Regions from separate parts of the Homo sapiens genome. Here region 2 is linked to region 1. The links are chromatin contacts, found by Hi-C or POLR2A ChIA-PET in ENCODE. All regions are on one chromosome and are shown on one strand. Each heading gives the region's core, a stretch centred on a gene start or an enhancer-like site at or near the end of the contact. The rest is flanking DNA. Distances are from core to core; before and after follow the strand shown.

The links. Hi-C counts contacts between places; a loop is a spot of excess contacts on that map. ChIA-PET counts read pairs that join two places held with the same protein, here RNA polymerase II (POLR2A). Pooled maps may share reads with other maps.
Region 2: a loop to region 1 is called in a pooled map, with 4 times the contacts of the local background. The contact joins two enhancer-like sites. A Hi-C loop is called at or near these places in 4 of 50 pooled maps. POLR2A ChIA-PET finds 5 or more read pairs at or near these places in 2 of 52 experiments (BJ and H1).

Annotation. Positions count from the first base shown.
Region 1 is chr20:17,504,246-17,506,945 of GRCh38, forward strand. All of the region lies in intron 5 of BFSP1 (beaded filament structural protein 1), which reads right to left. Among named protein-coding and RNA genes, the nearest start is that of BFSP1, 26 kb to the right of the region's middle. RefSeq lists an enhancer at 267-790. Within about 2 kb of position 1,251, at least 19 of the 41 ENCODE cell types and tissues checked have a DNase peak (open chromatin) inside an H3K27ac peak, as active enhancers do.
Region 2 is chr20:17,661,772-17,668,062 of GRCh38, forward strand. All of the region lies in intron 2 of RRBP1 (ribosome binding protein 1), which reads right to left. Among named protein-coding and RNA genes, the nearest start is that of RRBP1, 17 kb to the right of the region's middle. Within about 2 kb of position 1,443, at least 8 of the 41 ENCODE cell types and tissues checked have a DNase peak (open chromatin) inside an H3K27ac peak, as active enhancers do.

The DNA of each region.
Region 1 (2,700 bases), core at 1-2,500:
GTCCAGTGAAGTGATGACTTGGTTTATAAAAGTGGACTGATGTCTATACCGATGTGGTTTTTACAGCTCCATAATTTAAACCTTTCATCAGAAGGAAGAGTGTTCAGGAAAACCAGTAAGAGCTCCTGTCTCAGGAGCTCAACAGGAATGGAGATGCCTGTGACGAGAGCCACTGTGGCACGGCGTCCACTGCCACCCAGCACCAGCCTGGCCGAGGAGAATGAGACACGGACCCTCCTCTAGAAGGCCGCAGTCCAGCAGGGGAGGCACGCCCAGGGCATCTCAGAGGAAGAAAGGGGCTTCCAGGAGGAGGCAGGACCGGTCCTGGGAACCGAGGAAGGAAAGGGACTTCCAGAAAGGAGAGAAGGAATGAGCAAAGGGGAGGTCCCAGAAACTGCAGGAGGGGTCAGGAGACGAAGAGAAGAGAGGTTGGCCCAGGGTTCCTCCAACGGTGGGGCCATGTGGCAACCTGAACTTTATCCGGAGCCAGGTGACTGCTGTTTCTGCCTGGACCGTTAGATTGCCTGGTTTATATCTGTCTCCCCACTGGGCTGTGAGCCGCTGAGGGCACGACACAGGCAGGAGCCTGACGCGAGCCCCATCTGGAGGGGTGAGCTCTCACCTCAGTCCTTAGGACCCCAGACACCTTTAGGTGTAAGGTTTTTTTTTTGTTTTTGTTTTTGTTTTTGTTTTGTCTTAAAAAAAAAAAAAAGGAAACTCATTACATACTGTCTTACACAAACTAAACCACTAGATGGTGCTAAGTGACTTTAATGAGAAATGAGACATGGGCGGTTCCCACTTTGCAATTTTAAAAAGTGACTTTCTTTACTTCCCTGTCACAGAAACTCTCAGTCCATGCAATTTAGGGAACTAGAATTACCTGTCCTTTCCTCTCCACCTGTCCGAAGTGCTTCCTCCGGGGCTCTTACGGGTATATGTGCACTTATTTGAAGGAGAGGCTTCCAGCTTCCAGCTCCAAGCCCAGGCACTATTCTCCCATCGTCCGCCCAGCGTCTCCCAGACTGAGCCCGCAGAGCCACGTGGAGGGCTTAAACAAGGCGCACCGGCCCGCCCCAGAGCTCCTGGGTCAGTGGTCTGGGGTGCCTGTGAATCTGCATTTCTGACAAGTTCCCAGGTGGTGCCCCCGCTGCTGGGACGGGGACCTCACCCTGACGACCCCTGCTGTGGAGAGTTCGGGAAGCTTCGGACGCCCTAACCATAGGCGGAACCCGCTGCCACGGCCCTGGTGCTAGCAGACGCTCTCTCTCGGCCCGCCCTCCACCGAGTTCCGGCCACAGAGCGGGCCCTGCCCGGCGGTGTGCGGCCACATCTTCCTTCAGCTCTAGCTTAGCTGCTACATTGGGAAGCCACTAAAACCTTTAAAACCAGCAAAAACCCAGCCACAAACATTTGAAATGAGGCCCAAGCCTGGGACACAGGGGGACCAGGTGGAACATTCGCCCACTCCCTGGGACCCGCCCTTACCCTGTGGTTCTCAGTGTGGCTCCTGGACCAGCCGCAGCACCATCACAGGGACACCTAGACATGCAGCATCCCGGGCCACACCCCAGACCCACTGAGTCAGGAGCTCCCGGGCGCACCCAGCCACGTCTGGGTTTTCATCAGAGCTAAGGAGGCAGAATTTTGGCCCCCGTGACCTTTTCCCCTTGGTGCTACACCCTTGAATATGTTACATGGCAAAAAGGGACTTTGCAGATATAATTAAAGTTCTTAATCAGTTACCCTTTTTTAAGGAAAGGAGTTTATTCAAGATTATCCCCTAAAAACAGAAGTCAGAGAAACGTGTAAGTCCAAGTCATTGAGATGAGACGCAGGAAGAGGGTTCAGAGTTCGCTGCCGGCTCCGAACGTGGAGGGGCCTGAAGCCAAGGAGCCTGGGCAGCCCTGACAGCCACTCCTGGCCAGCAGCCGGCAAAGAAACAGGGTCCTCACTCCTGCCAAGAACTTGAATGAGACTGGAAGCAAATTCTCCCCTAACAGCCTCTGGACAAGGGCCCAGGCTGGCCAACATCTTTCTTTCTACCTTTTGAGACCCAGAGCAGAGAAACCGATAGGACCCACCCAGACTTCCCACCTACACAACTGCGATGACACGGGTGCTGGTGGTGACTCATCAAGGCAGCAACAGAAAATGGACACAGCCGTGTTTCATCAGCTACATGCTATAGCTTGTTACTGAGTGAGTATAAGCACATCTGTCATTTTATTTAAAATGATTCAGTAATATTTTGATAACTGTTTTAATATAATTAGTTTCTTTTTTTTTTTTTTTGGAAACGGGGTCTCATTCTGTTGCCCAGGCTGGAGTGCAGTGGCTCAGTCTCAGCTCACTGCAGCCTCAACCTCTCCAGGCTCAGGCAGTCCTCCCATGTCAGCTTCCTAAGTAGCTGGAACCACAGGCACGCACCACCACGCCCAGCTAATTTTTGTATTTTTTGTAGAGGTGGGGTTTCGTCATGTGGCCCAGGCTGGTCTCAAATTCCTGGACTCGAGCAGTCCACTCACCTTGCCCTCCCAAAGTGCTGGCATTACAGGCGTGAGCCACCACACCCAGCCTGGTTTCCTTTAAATTATCTGTATTTTATTTTATGCCTTTACCATCATTTTTCTGAGAAGCGGTCTCCATCAGAATGCCACGGGTGGGAGTGGAGGAGGCAGCACAGAAGAGATGTTTGAG
Region 2 (6,291 bases), core at 193-2,692, 160 kb after region 1:
GGAGACTGGGTCCAGGCTGCTTAGTGGCTCAGATACTGAGATTCTTCTCCTAAGACATTGAGATCCCCACTCCTCTTGAGTGGTTATAGAGGAAGGAAACAGAGTAGGAATCAAATCCAAATTTTGACATGAGGGCATTTTAAAGAAGGGACTGAGAAGGGAGACTGTTTTCAATGTCTTGGCATTGTGTTCTAAGAAAAATCACTCTCGGCCGGGCGCGGTGGCTCACGCCTGTAATCCCAGCACTTTGGGAGGCCAAGGCAGGCAGATCACGAGGTCAGGAGATCGAGACCATCCTGGCTAACACGGTGAAACCCTGACTCTACTAAAAATACAAAAAACTTAGCCAGGCGTGGCGGCGGGTGCCTGTAGTCCAGGCTACTCGGGAGGCTGAGGCAGGAGAATGGGATGAACCTGGGAGGTGGAGCTTGCAGTGAGCCAAGATCGCGCCACTGCACTCTAGCCTGGGCGACAGAGCGAGACTCCGTCTCAAAAAAAAAATTTTCAAAAAAAAAAAAATCACTCTCATCACAGAAGGAACACATTACTTTGACCTTTCTAAGACCTTCACAAGAAGAGGGTTTAAAACACTCATGACGAAGAAACTTCCTAGCATATGCTCTCCCTGGGGACAACTCTATCAGCTGCTGTGGCAACACACTTCTCCCACACTGTCACTCGGCGTTGAGCGAGACTGAGTCACACTTTTCATTCCAGTCTTAACCTCTACAAAGTCTTAGGGGAGCTCATGGAGGCCTTTGAATCCTGGGTAAGGCAGCATTTATATTTCCAAATGGGTTCTGACCTCTGGCCGTGGGCAGTGACAGTGTGATCCACAGCCAGGGCACTCTCACGTTTGATCATCGAGGGAGGATACCAGGAACTGGCCTTCCGAGAACACACTCTCAAGCTGGGTGTTAAAAAGGAAATCGCACCCTGCTCAGCCATGGATGGATTCAGTGGGTAGGAGGATGGGGACAAGAAGGTCTGGAACATGGTACAGTCAACCCTCACTTTTTGGCAGGTACCCACCAACCAAAACTCCTCTGGGTACTTACAAGATTTCTCAGAACTCTGCCAAAATGGACACCACATTATAATCACTACATTCAAAAATCCTAAGGCCAGGCATGGTGGTACAAGCCTGTGATCTTAGCACCTTGGGAAGCTGAGGAGGGAGGATCGCTTGAGCTCTGGAGTTCAAGGCCAACCCAGGCAACATAGTGAGACCCCATCTCTATTTAAAAAAAAATAAAAAATCCTCTAAAACACTCCCCTTCTCTAGAGAAACGAACATTAGGGGCCTGGGTCACCCTCACTGAGGCTCCATAAACCCCGAATCGTTTCCCAACAACCATGTGCTCGAGGGGTGGTCTTTACCGAGTCGCGATTGGCACTGGTTGCAGACCGTGACACAGTGAACAGCCACGCACAAAGCGGGGCCTGTTCACAGCCGAGGACTGTGGGGCTCTGTGCAGCCTTGTGGTTTCCAACTTCTAAACTCCAGCAGAAAAGCCAAGGCTGGAAAATGAACTTTTAATCTTACTCAACATAGGCAAACACAGAATACAAAAACATATTCTCTGTTGGGACCCAGAATCGAGAAAAACAAACTCGGGAGAATATTTTTCCTTTGCAACGCACACAAATATATGTTTTATAGCAGCACAAATGTGTCTTCCCAACTTTTGCAGAAAAAGAAATTACATCCCCACCACTAATTCCCAAGTTAGAATTTTTTAAAAGAAATCTTTCACAAGAAAATGAAAAGCCCTAGTCTTAAGTAGTAATACACTGAAACATTTAAGGCTAAGGCAATACCACCACGGACAGCAAAGAAATCGAAATGAAAAACAACCTTTCTGCTGCTTTGCAGAGTCAGCTTCAGTGAGGCGTAAACATCATGCTGGGAGATCCCTGATTCACAGAAATGATGAAGCCAGGGATGCCTCTCAAATTCGGTTCTCACAATCAGCATTCCGGGAGATTTGCTCCTGAAATCCACACCATGATAAGAGGCCCCCAACAGAAACCTCTTCTAGGGCTTCCTCCACTGCACCAGAGTTAGGGCAGATGTGTGCCCACCCATACCTTGTAGGGTCTGACCACAGGGATCTATATTCTGTCAATTCCAGAAACTTCTGTCAAATACGTACTTTTACTCCCTGCAGTGGTCCTCCCTTATCCTCTGGGAAACTTCCCAACACCCCCAGTGGGTCTGAAACTGCAGTAATACTGAATCCTATATACACTATTTTTTTCCTATACCTACATACCTATGATGAAATTTAATTTAGAAATTAGCCACAGTACGAGATTAACAATAATAAAATAGAACAATTATAACCATATGCTAGCATCACCACTCTTGCACTTTGGGGCCATGATTAAGTAAAGTAAGGGTGACTCAAACACACGCACTGTGATACCAGACAGTGGATCTGAAAGCTGAGAGGGCCACCAAGTGACGCACAGGCAGGTAACACAGACGGCGTGAATCCACTGCACACGGGATCGTTCACATCCCAGGCAAGACGCTACTCAGAATGGCATGCAACTTAAAACTCAGGAAGAGTTTCTTTCTGAAATTTTCCATTTAATATTGTCAGACCACAGCTTTCTGCTGGTAACTGAAACCACAAAGAGTGAAACCATAGATAAAGGGGGACTACGATATTGCTAACATACTCAGACTGTAAGACAAAAAGATGAAGGCCCCAAGAGGGAAGGATGTAGGAGGCTGCGCAGAGGCTGGACAGACTGAACTCACTGGCCCACCTCTAAGATCTTGAGAGAATGGCTCTTCTTCTGTTCTTAAGATTCGGGGAACAAAAGTAAGAGGAAGCCCCAAACTCTTTAGACACAGAAGATATCTGCTAATTCACATGGCCCGGCCAAGCCAGTTGGGTCCAATTTGGCAGCTGGGATTTTGGTAGGTTTTGTGAAAAGACCCTCAACAGCTCCCAGGACTCTGTCTCATTACTAAGCAGCAGCTCCACGGGGGACCGTGTGTGGAAGCTTGGAGAAGCTGTGGGGTAGGGGTGGACAAAGAAAACCAACCCCCAGATCCATTTCCTGGGCATAAGGTGACCTGCTAGGAAGGTACAGAACTAAAACAGAATGACAATAAAACAGAGACCCTAGCAGACATGGCTACATCAGAATCAACAGCTCCTAATTTTTAAAATATTATGAAATGACTCATACAAAAGACTAAAAAGAAAAATATGAACATCCATTAGCCTACCACCCAGGTTTACCAAACCCTAACATTTTGCCATATGCACTTTAGATATTTATTTATATATATATGTATGTGCCTGTGTATACATATATATGTGGGGGGGGGACACACACACATGTGTATATGTATATATATGTCATCTCCCTTCTAGAGGGGGACAACACCCTGAATGGGCCACTTACCACTTCCACCTGCTTTTGCTTCTATTACATGTATCTATCTCTACCAACAAAATACAGCCGTTACTTTGTGTGTTGGTAATTGCTGTGTAAGTGACATTGTTCTGGGTGCTATTTGGTAACATTTTTTGACTAAACTTTGTGAGAATATTCATATAGATACACATAGCTTTGGTTTATTCTTTTTGTTTTTTTGAGACAAAGTCTCTCTCTGTTGCCCAGGCTGGAGCTCAGTGGCATGATCCTGGCTCACTGCAACCTCTGCCTCTCAGGTTCAAGCCATTCTTGTGCCTCAGGCTCCCGAGTAGCTGGGATTACAGGCGTGTGTCACCACGCCCAGCTAATTTTTGTAGTTTTTAGTAGAGACGGGGTTTCACCATATTGGCCAGGCTGGGGTTTATTTATTTTCACTCCTATATTACATAGTTGAACCACAAATTATTAGCCATACTCCTATGCTTTTAGGTTTTAAAAATTTATGCTGTCACACAAAATTGTAGTGTGACATGTCTACCATATGAGTGAAAAATCTCCTTTATACCCCTGAAGCCAGCCACCCAGGGTCGCTTCCTGGAGATAACCATTGTGACAGAAGTCATTTTACTGTTTATAAGTTATTTTCTTCAAAAGACTTTGGTAATGCATTTCAAAGTCAGGTTTTCAATTACCAGGAATTTACTTTGGTATGTGACAGGAAACAGTGATAAAACTTTCCCCATCAGTTTAATTACCCAGCACCATTTCCTGACTGGTCTTTTCCTTCCCCCACAGACTCAGATGGCCATTTCTGTGCCATTCAGTGGATCTGTTTCTAGATTCTACACTTTGTTCCACTGTTATATTTATGCCCTGCATCAATGCCACATTTTCAGCTTAAGCATCCCCTACAAAATTTCTACTGGAATTTGCATTTGAATCACACTGAGTTTATACATGAACGTAGGAAGGATTGATATTTCTAACTATAGAAGCTATCTGTCAATGAATATGGTATGCTAGAGCACTACACTGATTTAAATGTTTTCTTCGAAGCCAGGCACAGTGGTTCGTGTCTGTAGTCCAAGCTACTTGGGGGGCTGAGGCAGGAGTTCACTTGAGTCTTGGAGTTGAACACCAGCCTGAGCATCATAGCAAGACCCTGTCTCTTAAAAAAAAAAAAAAAGTTTTCTTCCATACTTCTATAAGATTTTAATGATTTTCTCCATAAAAGTCTTACACGTTGTTTTGTTGATGGTTAGAATACCTTTTGTAAACTACTTCTTCTACTCCTCAGCTACAGACAACCAGCAAAGTAATTCATTTCTGCATATGTATAATTTACCCAGCTATCATCTATGTTCTTGTCAAATCTAGGAGTTTGTAGATTCTTTCTGATTTTTTTTAATAAAAAGTAAGCTGTGGAAAAAAAGACAGTATTGTTTCTTGCTTTCCAAACCATATGATCTCATTTCTTTTTCTTGGCTTAACAGAGCTGGCTGAGAACTCTGATGCAGTGCTGAGCAGAGTCTGTGCAATAAGCTGCCTTGTAGCATTCGCAAGTTACTACTTCTAATGTTTTACTACCAGTGTCGTACCAACTGCAGGTTTCTGGCAGAAATCTTTCCTCAGGTTAAGTAGCATGTCTTATATTCCTAGTTATCTTTTTAATATAATTGAGTATTAGATTTTACCAATTGCAGTTGACATTTTCTCCTTTAATCTGAAGTATGTGGAATTACAGTAATGCACAGTCTAATAATGCCAGTTCACAGAAAGTTTCTATGGTATAAATGTTTCTTGATGGAGATTCTTTTCTAACACATCACTAGATTTGGTTTGTTAACATTTTTATGTGAGATTTCTATGTGTATTTTAAAATGAGAAAAATCAGAGGTGATTCTCAGACTGTTTTCTGATCTTGGTATTAGGGTCTCTTGAGTCTCATAGAATAAGCTAAAAATCATTCCTTTTCCCCTATTCTTTGGCATAGTTTGTGTACAGGTAGGGTTTTCTGTTCTTTGTAGATCTGGAAGAACTTGCCCATAAAACCATCAGGATTAGTGTTCTGAGATCTTTTCTTAAAGGGGGAAGGCTGGCTAGAGTGCTGATTTTTAACAATTTCGATACAATTTAACAACATCAATTTCAATGATGATTCTAGGACCAGCTGCTGGCTTTCTGATCCAATCTATAAAATTAATATTCATTATTCCTTCCTCCATCTTCCACTGGTTTATTCTGTCTTTTCTAACTTTCTGACACGGCCATTTATCAACTTTCAGTCCTTTCTCTTTTCTTGCAGCAAATATTTAAGGCAATAAATTTCCCCCTAAGTACTGCTACGGCTTCATCCTACAAGCTGTGATGCTAACACATCTTCCTAACATCCATACGTGACTGAATTTCATGAATGTCTCCAGCTGCCTCCCCAGTGGTCAAACCACCTACAAGGTCTTAGGTCTGCTGCCCTTCCCCATGACATGAGCCCCCATCACACACACATCTGGACTAGTCAGTGTTGTTTGGTTCCGGATAGCTGACACTTGCTTGTTTACCCAAATGCTGGCCATCTGCTCATCACTGCTACTTGCATCTCATTCCTTTTTTTAGGGTCTTGCCAAAGTACATCCTTGAGTAGTTCTTTCAGCAAGGATCTCTTCTTCATAAACTTTCTCAGTCCTTAAAGCCCTGAGAAAATTTACTTCACCTTCATGGATTAACTGAGGACAGAATTCCATGCTGACAGTTTTCTCTCACCATGTTGAAGATGTTATTTCACTTGTCTTCCGGCATTTTCTTGATGAGATGTTTAGAAACACACTGTCAGTCTATTTGTTATTCCTTTATAATATCTTTTTAATCTCTCATTACTTTTAAGATCCATTTCTG